2 separate regions of the Homo sapiens genome follow, and region 1 is linked to region 2. Evidence: chromatin contacts called from ENCODE Hi-C or POLR2A ChIA-PET data. All regions are on one chromosome and are shown on one strand. The core of a region is the stretch at or near the end of the contact, and the rest is flanking DNA. Distances in the headings are between cores, read along the strand shown.

The links. A loop is a pair of places that touch in the nucleus more often than their neighbours do. ChIA-PET counts read pairs that join two places held with the same protein, here RNA polymerase II (POLR2A).
Region 1: a map of ascending aorta shows a loop between it and region 2 (2.3-fold over the local background). The contact joins two enhancer-like sites. A Hi-C loop is called at or near these places in 2 of 168 maps with a recorded cell type or tissue (ascending aorta and posterior vena cava). POLR2A ChIA-PET finds 5 or more read pairs at or near these places in 1 of 52 experiments (MCF 10A).

Annotation. Positions count from the first base shown.
Region 1 is chr6:160,135,362-160,142,401 of GRCh38, reverse strand. SLC22A1 (solute carrier family 22 member 1) reads right to left here. Exons shown (of 11, transcript NM_003057.3): 5 at 6,068-6,182; 6 at 5,752-5,858; 7 at 2,535-2,749. Among named protein-coding and RNA genes, the nearest start is that of SLC22A1, 17 kb to the right of the region's middle. Within about 2 kb of position 1,278, at least 8 of the 41 ENCODE cell types and tissues checked have a DNase peak (open chromatin) inside an H3K27ac peak, as active enhancers do; they include ascending aorta, where a contact is called at or near this core.
Region 2 is chr6:160,096,586-160,103,243 of GRCh38, reverse strand. It overlaps IGF2R (insulin like growth factor 2 receptor), which reads right to left. Exons shown (of 48, transcript NM_000876.4): 45 at 6,619-6,658; 46 at 573-725. Among named protein-coding and RNA genes, the nearest start is that of SLC22A1, 22 kb to the left of the region's middle. Within about 2 kb of position 2,295, at least 3 of the 41 ENCODE cell types and tissues checked have a DNase peak (open chromatin) inside an H3K27ac peak, as active enhancers do; they include ascending aorta, where a contact is called at or near this core.

The sequences.
Region 1 (7,040 bases), core at 29-2,528, 40 kb before region 2:
TCACAGCAGCCAGAGGGACCCAGTTCAGACTGGAGTTGGGTCAAGTCCACCCCTGCTCAAAGCCACCAGTGGTTTCCTACCACTCTTGGGATAAAGTCCACAGCTGGCTACTTCCCAACTCACTCCACGCCTCACTCCACTGCTCCCCACGAGCTCGCCTGACCCTTGTCCCTAGATCCCGAGCAGTCCCTCCAATGCCACATTCTTCTCACCCCAAGGGCCTTGCACGTGTCAGAAAACTCTCCCCAGATTTTTACATGGCTCTTCCCACTTCATTTAGGCCTCTTCAGGCCTCCCGTGCCCATTGTAGAAAGCACTGACATCCTTCTCTTTTCCCTCTGGAATGTCAGCTCCATGGAGCAGGAACTCTCTCTGCTTCGCTCATGGTTGAAATCCTAGGACCTAGATACCTGCCAGCCATATAGAAGGCCTGGAGATATTTCCTGCGGGTTGAATGAATGACTGTCCTAAAATGTGATAAGGACTAAGACAGAGGGACGAGGGGAGGACAGGAGCTGGGAGGAGGGGGCTGGGGAGGGGACGATGCCTGGGCTCTGTCCAGGTGACAACTGAATGGACTTAGCCCTCGATGGCCCTCCTTCTTGGCACTCAGTGCTGTGAACTTTTTAAAAGTATGCCCATCCATCACATCTTACCCAGGATTCCAGAAACAGAGAGATTGGGAAGAAAGTGAGCAAAATCTATTTCAGATCCATGCTGCCCCTTTTCCTGTGTTCTCTGTTCTTTCTCCATGAAAAAAAGGGAAAAGAAAACTGAGCTTTCTTTCCCCAACCCTTTTTCTTTCCAGCCTGATCTACACAGCCTAGTTCTTGGGCATACAGATTTCACAGAACAGTCTCTACAATACCCTGCACGAAAGCCTGCCAAAATGACTCACTAAATCAGCAAGTGCAGAGCACACGCAGTAAAAACTGAGAAAAGAGCAGATCTGCCCTTGTATTTATTTTACAACATATCCAAGAGCAATGAATGTGAAAGGCAATTTACGTACTCAAATTAAAACTGACTGAAGTTAATCTGCTTTAGGTTTAAATGTAGCTTGGTTTATCTTTGATTGTAAGAATTACAGACTAAAGTATACATCCACCAAAATGGCCACTCTTAAAAAGATGAGCCAGATCAAGTGTTGGGAGGATCTGGAGTAATCGGAGCTCCCATGTGTTCCTGGGAGGAGTATAAAATGGTCTAACCACTTTGGAAAGCTGTTTGGCAGTGTCTGCTAGAGCTAAACATATGCCTCCCTGGGACCCAGCAAGTGTACTCACAGACCTGTACCCAAGGGAAATGAAAGCATGTGCCTGCCCAAAGATACGTGCAAGGATGATTTTAGTCCCAATAAGTGGCAAACATTGGAAGCAACACAAGTGACAATCAACAGTGGAAGGGATGCAGAGTGTCATATTCATACAGTGGAATCCTACACAATAATTTTGTTTGAAGTACCAACTACACTCTCATGTGACAACATGGGTGGGTCTCATAGGTGCAATGATGAATGGCTCATGCCTATAATCCCAACACTTTGAAAGGCTGAGGTGGGAGGATTGCTTGAGCCCAGGAGTTTGAGACCAGCTTGGGCAACATAGTAAGACCCCATCTCTACAAAAAATAAAAACATTAACCGGGCATAGTGGCTCACGCCTGTAGTCCCAGCTACTGAGGAGGCTGAGGCGGGAGGATCCCTTGAGCCCAAGAGTTCAAGGTTGCAGTGAGCTGTGATTGCACCACTGAACTCCAGCCTGAATAACAGAGCAAGATTCTGTCTCAAAACACAACAACAATAACAAAAACAGTATATTTGGTATGGTGCCATCTATATGAAGCTCAAGAACAGGCACAATCTGTGCTGACAAAGGGCAGAGTAGTGGTGACCTTGGAGGGGTGGCAGGGGTTGTTGTGAAGGAGCCTGAGGGAGGCTTTGGAGAAGTTGGAAAGGTTCCCCATCTTTACGTGGATCATGCTGCCCGGGTGTACACATTTTTAAAAACTCATGGAGTCATGCACTTATAGTTTGCTGATTGTATGTATGTTAAAACTCAATTTAATTTTTTTTTTTTTTGCTGTTTTTGGGGGTTTTTTTGTTTGTTTGTTTGTTTGTTTTTTGGGAGATGGAGTTGTACTCTGTCTCCCAAGCTGGAGTGTGCGATCTCGGCTCACTGCAACCTCCGCCTCCTGGGTTCAAGCAGCCTCCCAAGTAGCTGGGATTACAGGCGCCCGCCACCAAGCCCGGCTAATTTTGTATTTTTAGTAGAGATGGGGTTTCACCATGTTGGCCAGGCTGGTCTTGAACTCCTGACCTCAGGTGATCCACCTGCCTTGGCTTCTCAAAGTACTGTGATTACAGGCATGAGCCACTGTGCACGGCCCCTCAATTTAAAATCTAAAAAAACTTTGTAGACAAAGGTAGCACCTCATCTTTGTTCTCATTCCAGAGGCTTATCAAAGAGTCACAACACTTTCCCCACACTTCGATTGCCTGGGAAATGATGAAAGCAGACAACTTACCAACTTACCAGGTGAGATAAAAATCATGACGAGGCAGGCTGCCCCCGCCAACAAATTTGACATGGCCATGGGGTAGATGCGGCCCACGCGGTCAATGGTGATGAGGGCTATGAAGGCCCCCGGGATTTCGACCAGAGCGGAGTAAAGGAAATCCAGGTAGAGGTTCCCGCTGGTGGCGCCCATGTGCAGGATGAGCCCCTGATAGAGCACAGAGTCCGTGAACCTGAGCCAAGAGGAGGTTTCAAGTCAAAGGCATGAGTCAGAGACTGAAGAAAAAAAAAAAAAAAAAAAGCCCCTCGCAGATGGAGAAAGAGCATGAATCACTGGGTTTAGAATGCCCTAGAGCAATATGAGAAGAGGGGAGTAAAAATGAGAAAGAGTGTCCTAGAAGGGCCCCAATGATACATTTTTTTCATGATAGATGTGAGAGTCTGACTTGTAGGATATGCCTCCAAGTCTCCTGGAGACTGCACGTGAGGATGGCTACTGTTCACTGCAGATTTAAATGTCTGGTTCTGCACCAAGCCCTGCACGTGCGTACCTCATCTGACACCCCAACAGGCCTACGAGGAGGTGGGCAGGAGAGACCAGGAAGTAAGGGGCCAGGTGTCGGATTGCTTTATGAGCTGTGTCACCTTGAGGAAGTTAACTAACCTCTCTGGGCCTCAGTTCCCTCGTCTGTAAATGGGATTGTAATAGTACCTCCCACATCTGTTTGTCTTGAGTACTCACTGAATTAGCGTACAAAAGTGCCAATTATAGTTCCCAGCACACAGTATGCACTCAGGGCACTCAGAAGACTCAGGGCACAACAGACAGAGGCATGGGCCAGGTCTTTCCAACCGCACCATGGCATTCCCGGCCCTTTACTGTGCTGTCCTTAGTGGGCGCTATTGATTCACCTACGCTCTTCCATTCACTGCACACCCCCTCCGTCCATATTTGAGAAAATGTAGCAACATTACAGCATATGGCACACAGACCCGAGGCCTAGCTAAATCACTCTCACCTGAGCCAAAATGTAGGGTGCCTCATGTGTCACTTCGGGGGGAAAATATCATTTGGAAGCTAGAAAGCTTTTACAGTCATATTTACATTGTGAGAACAGATTTGGGTCAATAAGAAATTACTGTCTCATCCCAGCATGCAGATTGCCTATCAGCTCCAAAACTGAGATGAAAATGCATGTTGCTAAGGAATGTATCCTTCTTTGATAAAATTTCGCCTAAAGAAGCATTGGGATGCTTTTGTTTCTAGTCCTAAATTATTCCTGATTGGACAAAGGGTCAAGAGAACAAGAAACAAGGTGCTTGCCTGCAACTCAAGGAGTTGAGGTTAGCCTGAGTGCCTCTGTACCATTTAGCCAGTTAAAGACAGCAGTCATATTACTGATAAAGAAACTGGTTTAAGAGAAAGGAACGTGTAACCTTGATTTTCCTGTCAACAAGCCAGTTAACAAATGTGCCGGGCTGCCACCTGTGGGCAGAGCTCATGAATTGCATGTGTGTATTAAAATAACAAAAAAAACCACATTGACATTGAACATTTCCTGCATGGATGCTGTACCCTCTTCTATGTCATTTACACATATAATCTCCTTAATCCTCCCAACACATCTGTGAGATAGGTACTATCACTTCTCCCATTACTGAGGGGGAAATTGAGTCACGGAGAGATTAAGGCCCTTTGGAAGGTCACACAGCCAGGACATGGTGGACAGACCTTTCGAGTCTCAGTCATGACAACCAGCAGGACAGTAGAAAAGGGCGTTCAGGGGCCAAAGGCGTGAGGCCTTGTGGGCCACAGAAAAGGATCTGGCTTTATTCTCAGTGATTAGGAAGCCAGCAGAGGGTAAACAGGGAGAGACAAGGTCTGTTGAGCTCTAAGGGATGCCTTTGCCTGCTTTGTGGAGCACCGAGGGGCATGGGTAAAGCCAGCAGGCCACCCAGAAGGTGCCTACAGTAATGCAGGTAAGAGATGCTGCAGAACTGTCCATGAGACAGCTGACATTTATACAAAGAATTAGTGCCAAGGACAGGGCTACTACAACCCCAGCAAGGGAACCCAGGGTGCCCAAGATGGGAGGCAGCAGGTTCTGAAGGCATTTCCAAGCCAGTTGATGGAACTTGCCAGAGGACTGGATGTGGGGGTAACAGAACAGAAGAGTCAAGAACACTGCCTTGTGGGGAGTCTCGGAGCTGGGGAGGGGAGCTGAACAGCGTAGCAGAGCGGGCAGTTACTTCCACTGCAGCGGCCAGTCCCAGCCTCCATGCTGAGTTCAACACTGAGTATCCATGGAAACCCACCAGGTACATGGGGCTATTTGCAAAGGTTCACGGGCCCAGCATGTGGCTGGGTGCAGGACCCCAGCGGCAAACTCGGAGACAGGGAGGGTGAAGGTTGAGGCAGGACAGGACACACTGAACCTGGACAGATTCTGGGGCACAGTGTTTACTCATTCAACTTTCAGCAAATATTGATTTAGGGTCTGCAATATGCCAGGCACTGACTTACTACAAACTCTTTGTTCCAATAAAACCTCACATAGAAGAGCAAACAAGTGTGCCTGGGTAGCGGAGCTGCTCCCGCTGAAGGGGCCAGGCCCAGAGTGCAGTTGGGGGGCCCTCACTGTATGCTGAGGGGAAAGCCCTTGTGCGGAGGAGGTGAGCCAGCATCCTCCTAGGGAGCAGGGCAGGGGATTCCTGCTCGTGACAGCAGCTGGGGGAGCATGCAGACCCCTGGAATGTGCAAAGCGTGTGTGCGTGGGTCCATGTGGGTGTGCGTTCTCTAGTCAATAGGTAACAAATGCACAGAGATGCTCAGGTAGGGTCTCTAGGGTGTTTAGATATGAGGAATGGAACTTCCTCCTCGAACGCTCCAGGAGCTCTCATCCACCTTCTGACGCCGAGTCAAGACTTGGCTATTCCCAGAAGATGAGACCATGTGGAACGGAGGCAGCCCCGATAACCCTTTATCCTATTTCTCTCATCCCACTGGTGATCTCCCAAAGGTAACAAATGCTCCTCACTAAAATGAAGCCTTTTCCTTATTATTCAATCCCCAAGGGAGAAACAAAAAGAGCTCTTTGACCACTCACAACTATATTACAATTCTTTTTCCCTTTCTCTTTTTCCACCTGAGTATTCCACTGTCTCTAATCTATAGCCCAGTGCTTGGGCGAGCGTGCTGATTCTGCCTGGAGAGACGCACAGGAACGCCCCTCACCACAGGTACATCAGGATGAAGGTGCGCTTCCTCAGGCGCGGCGTGCGGAACAGGTCTGCAAATGAAGGGCTCAGCTTTTCGGTGACATCCTCTTCGAGGGAAAGCATCTAGGAGGGAGGGAGAGCATCAGCCACACTCACGCTGTCATGAGCAGAGCCACCTGGGAGCCCCTGGGGAGGTGAGCCTTGCCACCACCGTGCTTCACACCCATGACAAGGGGCACAGTTCTGCTCTTTCCCCTGGCAGCCCCAGACGAATCTGCACCAGAACCCAGCCCCAGATTCAGTGATGTGAGATACCCCTTCCTAGATTTCACCTTTAAATCAGCAGGAGGCAACTTCCCATTCTTTTGAGCGATGTGGTCCATTATCTTTATTGCTTCAGTGTTTCTTTTTTGTGATAACAGCCACCGAGGGGACTCCGGCACACACCTGCGAACACCACTCATCACTATCTGGCATTTTCCTCGGTCTGACGTTCAGCCCTGAGCGGGGTGATGCTGTTGCTCAGTGCAGCCTGCCCTCCCCACGTTGGGGCTGTAATCCCTCAAGAGGATGAGGACCTGGGGTCACTGTGCGCTAGCCCATGTGGCCCAGGTCACAGCTCTGTGGGTCACTCAGACTCCTAGTGTCACCTAAGATTTATAGACCAAAAGGGAGCCATCGCTTCCTATGTAGCCTTCCTTCTGTGCAGCAGGGGCCTCATCTCTCCTGGGGCAGCCTTTGTCCCCCACGGAAAACACTCACAGAGCAGATGCTCCATGTATATTACCCGATGACACCAGGACATCTCCAGGCAATACAAGGGCTGTTGAACACTTCTCAAAATATTTCTCAAACAAAATAAAATGTATTTACTGTCCTTTAAAATCAAATCAACACCATGCTGTCTATTTCAAATGGGACGAGGAGGGTACAACTCAAAGACTGGGCCTCTCTGGCATAAGGGTCTTCTGAAAGCTGGCCGGCATTGACTGCCTCACCCTGCCTGAGCATGCAGAATTTGCCTTTCTGCTGGAGAGATCCCTGTTTCACAAGGACGAGGCAGGGGAAGGGCAGGCTCCTCAGAACTCCCTGGCCATACGTGTACAACTCTTTCATTTAGAGAGACTGGGTTAACTCTAGTGCCACCCACAGATGAGGTCTGCTCTCAGCAAAACTAAGACAAAAGGTGGAGGGATGAGAAATTCCTCTCTGTGGACCTTTCTGCTACCCCCTCTTCCCTCCACCACAATAAAAACTGACCTGTGGAGTTCTTTGCCCTTCAGACTCTGCGAAGCACTCACAGCT
Region 2 (6,658 bases), core at 1,046-3,545:
ACTTTCTGACCACCTCTCTCATTGGCCTGTGGCTCAGCTGGCAAATGACAGTGGCAGCAGGGAACGCCTGAGCTGGCCAGCTCCTGCCCCCAGGTCAGAGCCACTAACACTGACGCCTGACGTGAAAATCTGCTTGACCGTCACATGGAGAGTCCTTTCACCCAGCAAAGTGGCGCAAAAGGATGGCATCATACCTGGTACATAGCAGGCGCTTAATAAACTCCTGCATTTATGATGTGAGGAGGGCAGAGGGGTCAGCTGCTCAGTGGGAAAAGGCACCCATGAAAGGTGCCGTTTAATGTTCTACTCATCTTTGGACACAAAGGACCACGGTCCTAGAAGCCGCAGGCACGGGTGATGTGCGAGGGCCTCGGCCTTGGTCAGACAGAAATGCAGGCATTTAAAAACCACAACGCTGGGGACTGCTTCCAGAGAGTTTTGGACTAAGAACCTCGAGCCTTCGCTGCTGTAGGGCTTAAAAACAAATAAATAAAACCCCACAAAACTGACCCCAAGATTAGCTATGGGAGGCATGCATCCACCCGCCCCACCTCGCCCTGCCACCCGCTTACCTCCTCTCCTTCTTGTAGAGCAACAGGGCCAGCAGGCAGCAGGTGAGCGCCACCAGCAGCAGGCTGAGCACCGCGCCGACTGCCTGGCTCCGTTCTGACAGCCCCTTGTGCATCTGCCCGTCGTCCCCGGGATTCTCGCTGTCAAAGCCCACCCTGCAAGGACGTCACAGAAAAGGAGCCGTGTCACAGGGTGGTCCTGCTGCCACAGCCACAACCTGAGACCTGAGTCCCCAAGGCAAGAGCAGCTCTGACTTTCCCAACACCATGTGATTCTTACTCCTGCCCAGAAAACAAGGCCACAAGTCCCACTCCACATGGAAGAGGGCTGCAAAAAGTTCCTGATGATGAGTTTGTGGCAGGGTTGTCAGAAAGCAGACAAGAAGGCACTGCTTCCAGCTCCATGAACTATCATTCACCCAAACACAGAGGAGACAGGCAGGAGGGACGCGGCCCCCTCTAGGTGGCCCAATCCACGGCAGGACTAGGCTGGGGCAGAGGCTGTCCCGAAGCACCACACTTCTCTCCAGGGTCAGAGCTCTTTCCTCTCAGAATTTCTTCTGGAAGCAGTGAGCGCAGCCCACCATGAGACACCATCTCCACACGAAAGGGGCCCAGGGGGCCTTAGAAACAGGCCAGGACGGGGCCCAGGGGCGGCCACAGACCAGGGTGGGGCCCAGGGAGCAGCAGAGCCCAGCACAGCCCCCGACGGGTCTCCTCTCTCCAAGCCTGCTCCATCCCAGGAGAAGGCTCTTGAGCACACCAGCTGCCTCACCAGCGGAGTTCACCATTCCCACCCAAGACCCACATGCACACTTGTGGGAAAAAGCAGTGCGTTTCCATGACATCGAACACTCAAGCAGAGTTGGGACAATAATAGAAAATGAGAAACAACCACGGAGACTTCCCTTTGCGCTTAGGGAGCAAGATGACACTCAAGAGTGTAACGACTTGACACTTCTAATCTCTCTGGCCCTCTGTCACTTGGGGCCACACACACAGGAACAGGATCACATAAACAGAAATTCCTCCTGTGCTGCTGGTGATAAGAGGCAACCCCAGCGGGGCGCATCTTGTGCTGCTGAAGATGCCGGCTGCTCAAAGAACTGAGGTTGAGGGCAACAGGCCAACCCGCGGCCCAGCCGCAAGGGCTGCCGCTCTCAAAGTTCAGCTTAAGCCAAACAATCTAAAACATCAGCAAGACAAGAAACCACAGGGACAGCCTGGCGTCCAGTTCTAGGTGGGCCTGCAAGGGTTGACCTCTGCTCAGAAAGAAGCACCACCACACTCCACAGACAGGTCTGAGAGCTATGCAGACCTCTCCCTCCAAGCCAGAAACCCACTCACCCAGAAGCAGCTCCAGCCACTCAGGACCACTCGAAATGCATCCAAGAGACACATCATCACTCAGTTCTAAGCGTATTTTACTTTCTACCTTTGATTTCTTCTTTGGACCATAGATTATTCAGAAGTGAGTTTTAGTCTTCAAACGTATTTCTATTTTTCAGTTGTTTGTTCTTGGTTCCTAACTTAATTGCATCATGTATGTAGTTAATTGCATCAGTCAGAAATCTGCTGACTTAGGCCGAGCACAGTGGCTCATGCCTGTAATCCCAGCACTCTAGGAGGCTGAGGCAGGTGGATCACCTGAGGTCAGGAGTTTGAGACCAGCCTGGCCAACATGGTGAAACCCCATCTCTACTAAAAATACAAAAATTAGCCAGGAGGTAGTGGCACACGCCCATAATCCCAGCTACTCAGGAGGCTGAGGCATGAGAATCACTTGAATCTGGGAAGCAGAGGTTGCAGTGAGCCAAGATCGCACCACTGCACTCCAGCCTGGGCAAAAGAGCAAGTCTCTGTCTCCAAAAAAAAAAAAAAAAAAAAAAAAAAAAAAAAAAAAAAAAAAAAAAAAAAAAAAAAAAAAAAAAAAAAAAAAAAAAAAAAAAAGGGAAATTGCTGACTTGCCTGCTTTGTGGTTAATTTTTGCTAAAGTTTTCTAAGTGTTTGATGTAAGCTTGGGCAAACAGTGTTCTCCCAACGCAGGGAACAGTGTTCTGCGCATGTCTATTAAATCTTGCTTTTCACTGTGCTGTCTCAATCTTCCAAAAAAAGCTTTACTCTTTGTCTACTCAACCCAGCAATCACTAGGCTTGTTTCTTGTGTGTGGTTTTGTCAATTTCTGCTTTACATATCAAGGCTTTTTTATTAGGTAGATGGAAGTTTAGGATTCTTGTATCTTCCTAGGAAATTAGCCCTTTTAAAATTATAATGACCCTCTTTATTCTTTATCCCTAATATTTTTCTTTAATATCCTATTTTATCTTATATTAACATAACTACTGCAGCTTTCTTTCAGATTATTTTCTGGTATATCTTTTCTTCTCCTTTGACTTTGGTCTTTTCTGTATCCTTGTTTTAGGCATGTTCCCTGTAAACAGAGTTGTTTTTGAAATCCAGTTTGACAACTTGTTTTTTAGCTGACAAGTTTAGTCAAGCTATACTTATGATTATAGATATATTTAGATTTATTTCTACCATACTGGGCTGAAATTTCTACTTATCTGATTTTTGTTTTATTTTTCTCCTTGCTTGTCTTCTTTGGGGATTTAAGTATTTTTACTTCTCCTTTTCTTCTCCGCTGTTTTGGAAGTTACATACTATATTTATATTATTTTAGTGGTTATTCTTAAAATACTGGCATGCATACTAAGACAGGAAGTCTAACAGTATGTCTTCCAAACAATTAGGAACTCTACCTTTTCTTCCTTCCTTCATTTCTTTCAAGAAAATGGTTTTACTTTCATATGATGCTATCACTGTAAGAAATTTTAAAAGCTGGGAACTCTGCCACCCCTCTCAGCTTAGACACCACTGTTGTCCAGTACAGTGTGTCCTCATAGGGTCGCTGACAGTTTCCTTCAAACTGCAACCTTCCGTGAAGCGACTATGGGAGGTCCTCGAATGACATCATTTCCTTCAAAACTGTCTCATTATAAAGTTGATGAGGCCGGGCACGGTGGCTCACGCCTGTAATCCCAGCACTTTGGGAGGCTGAGGCAGGCGGATCACAAGATCAGGAGATCGAGATCAACCTGGCTAACACGGTGAAACCCCGTCTCTACTAAAAATACAAAAAAATTAGCCGGGCATGGTAGCGGGCCCCTGTAGTCCCAGTTACTTGGGAGGCTGAGGCAGGAGAATGGCGTGAACCTGGGAGGCAGAGCTTGCAGTGAGCCGAGATCGCGCCACTGCACTCCAGCCTGGGCGAGAGCGAGACTCTGTCTCAAAAAAATAACATAACATAACATAACATAACATAACATAACATAACATAACATAAAGCTGAGGAAAAAAAACTGGTTTCATTATACATCATTTCACATAAAGTTGCAGTTTCCAAGAACCTATCGATGATATAAAGTGAGGATTTAAAGTATTTTAACCTTTCTTGAATTATTTTCTAATACAACAAATTAGCCTCCCCTAAAGCTTTTACAGTCTTTTCTTTGTATCTGCTCTCCTGGTATTTCATAAGTGGGTGGGTCTTGTCATCAATAACTGTGCTGGGCACATAGCCTGCCCCTTCCATCTGTAGATGCCTGTCTTTTAGCTTTGTGTAAATTTTTTGACTTTAATCAAATATTGTGAAAGAACCATTTTTGTAAAGTAGGAGGAAGGTGTAAGACAGCTCTATCTTCATCTACTATTGCAGGAAGTCAACAGATGAGATATAGGATGTTAATTTAAAATACTGAGGTAAATTCCAGAAGAAATAGCTAAAAGAACTAAAAATGGTAATCTATTAGGGCGAACATTGCTACCTGTTTGTTATAGTTACATGATTTTTTTTCCTGAGATCTAGTCTCGCTCTGTCACCCAGGCTGCAGTACAGTGACGCCATCTCGGCTCACTGCAACCTCCACCTTCCAGGTTCAAGCAATTCTCCTGCCTCAGCCTTCTGAGTAGCTGCGATTACAGGTGTGCACCACCACACCTGGCTAATTTTTGTATTTTTAGTAGAGACGGGGTTTCACCATGTTGCCCAGGCTGGTCTAGAACTCCTGACCTCAAGTGATCCGCCCACCTTAGCCTCCCAAAATGTTGGGATTACAAGCGTGAGCCACCGCGTCTGGCCATATTTACATGATTCTACAATGTACAACACTGATAACATTTGGGGAAAAAAAAATCTCAGGCACTATTCCACGTCACCCCCGGGTGGTACCTGCATCCCTCAAAATCCACCATCTGAGTTTTTGCTCTTGGTTTCAACTTCTGTTTCTTTTTTTTAAAGTCCTTATTACCTTGTCAGTGTGTTAAGGGATTTAAACAGCTCCCAATCCTGATGTTCTGAACATCATGAAACCGAGGTTTCCTGGAGAATCTTCCTCTCTGGTTTTAGAGTCAAACACCAAAGCCCTATAAACAGTGCTTTTCCTACTCACAGAAGTCGAACTCTAAACATTCAACATGGACGGGATCCTAGCCTGGCCTGGTCCCTCAAACCCACACAGAAGACCAGCTGCCATGTCAGGAGGCAGGATTCATCTCATGGCAGCTGTAGCCTCTCCATGACAGAGAATGCAGGGAAAGTTCACTTCTGGGTTTTATCTTTTATAAAAATTCACATTTTGCTTCTTTCAGGAAGAACTTCCAGTTTCAATCCTTTCATTTTGTAATGACGTCACCGGAACACCATAAACATTCAAAAGCTGAAAATACCACAAGTGAAATTTCAACCAAAAGCCTCTTTCCCTGACTGTGCAGCTGAGGATCCCTAAGTACACAGGCCTGAACAGCACAGGACAAAGCTGGTTTTTGCTGAGCTCATGTCCACTGTTAAGGGTGGGCAGGGGGAGTGCTGATTTAAGATGTAAAATGTGTGATCTTCATTCCCCCATGACCCCCACCACTGTCGTCTGCTGACTCTACGGTCCCTTTTTCAGGACATGAAGGAAACAATTACATGGCAAGAATTCATGTTCCCCCAATCTTAAAGTCTCAGGACAGAGAATGAAAAGCTTATGTAAAATGGTGGGCCAGGCCGGGCATGGCAGCTCACGCTTGTAATGCCAGCACTTTGGGAGGCCAAGGCAGGCAGATTATCTGAGGTGAGGAGTTCAAGACCAGCCTGGTCAACATGGTGAAACCCCATCTCTACCAAAAATACAAAAATTAGCAGGGCATAATGACACATGCCTGCAATCCCAGCTACTTGGGAGGCTGAGGCAGGAGAATCGTCTGAACCAGGAGGCAGAGGTTGCAACGAGCCAAGACCGCACCACTGCACTCCAGCCTGAGTGACAGAGCAAGAGTCCATCCCAAAAAAATAAAAAATAAAAATAAATATAAATACAATGATGGGTGGGGGTAACATAAGAAGAAAATAAATCCAAGAGGAAAGCAACTGACAACATGTTATTCGTGGCAAAGTATAAAACGGCTGTGGGACACAAGACAACCAATGGAGGTGCCACCTTCCTTCAGAGCAGAAACTGCTCCCTCTGTTCTCATGCTGATTCTCAAAATCTGGAGAGTAAGCTTTTCATTCATTCAAACAAACGTAAAAATACTGCACTCAAATCAAAGTAAAAATACTGCACTCAAATCAAAGTGAAACTTTACCAAACAATCATTTGTATTACGACACAAAAGATGTTCCAGGATTACACAGAGGAGGCACCACCAGTACTTGCCTCCCAGGAGCTAAGGAGAGGGAGGCAGCAATGGGAACAGGGTAGAGGGACAGAGCTGGGGTGCCCTGACTGGACCCTATTCGGGGCATGGTACACACAAAGGAAACAATGGCACTGCTGCTGGGGGTGGTGGGAGGTGACGCAGCCATGGACCAAAAATCAGTGGCAGGATGCTGACAAGCAACGGAGCGGGGCACTGACTATGTGGGGTCCGCTTCTATCATTTTCTCTATTTTTTGGTGCATGTTCTGAATATTTCACAAGAAAACATTGGGGAAAAAACACACATACACTTATTCTTAAGGGAAGATGTGGGGTACAAGTGCTAAGCTTCCGGATGTCATACTCACCCCAGAGGACACACGGCTGAGGTGTACCAAGAGAAGAGGT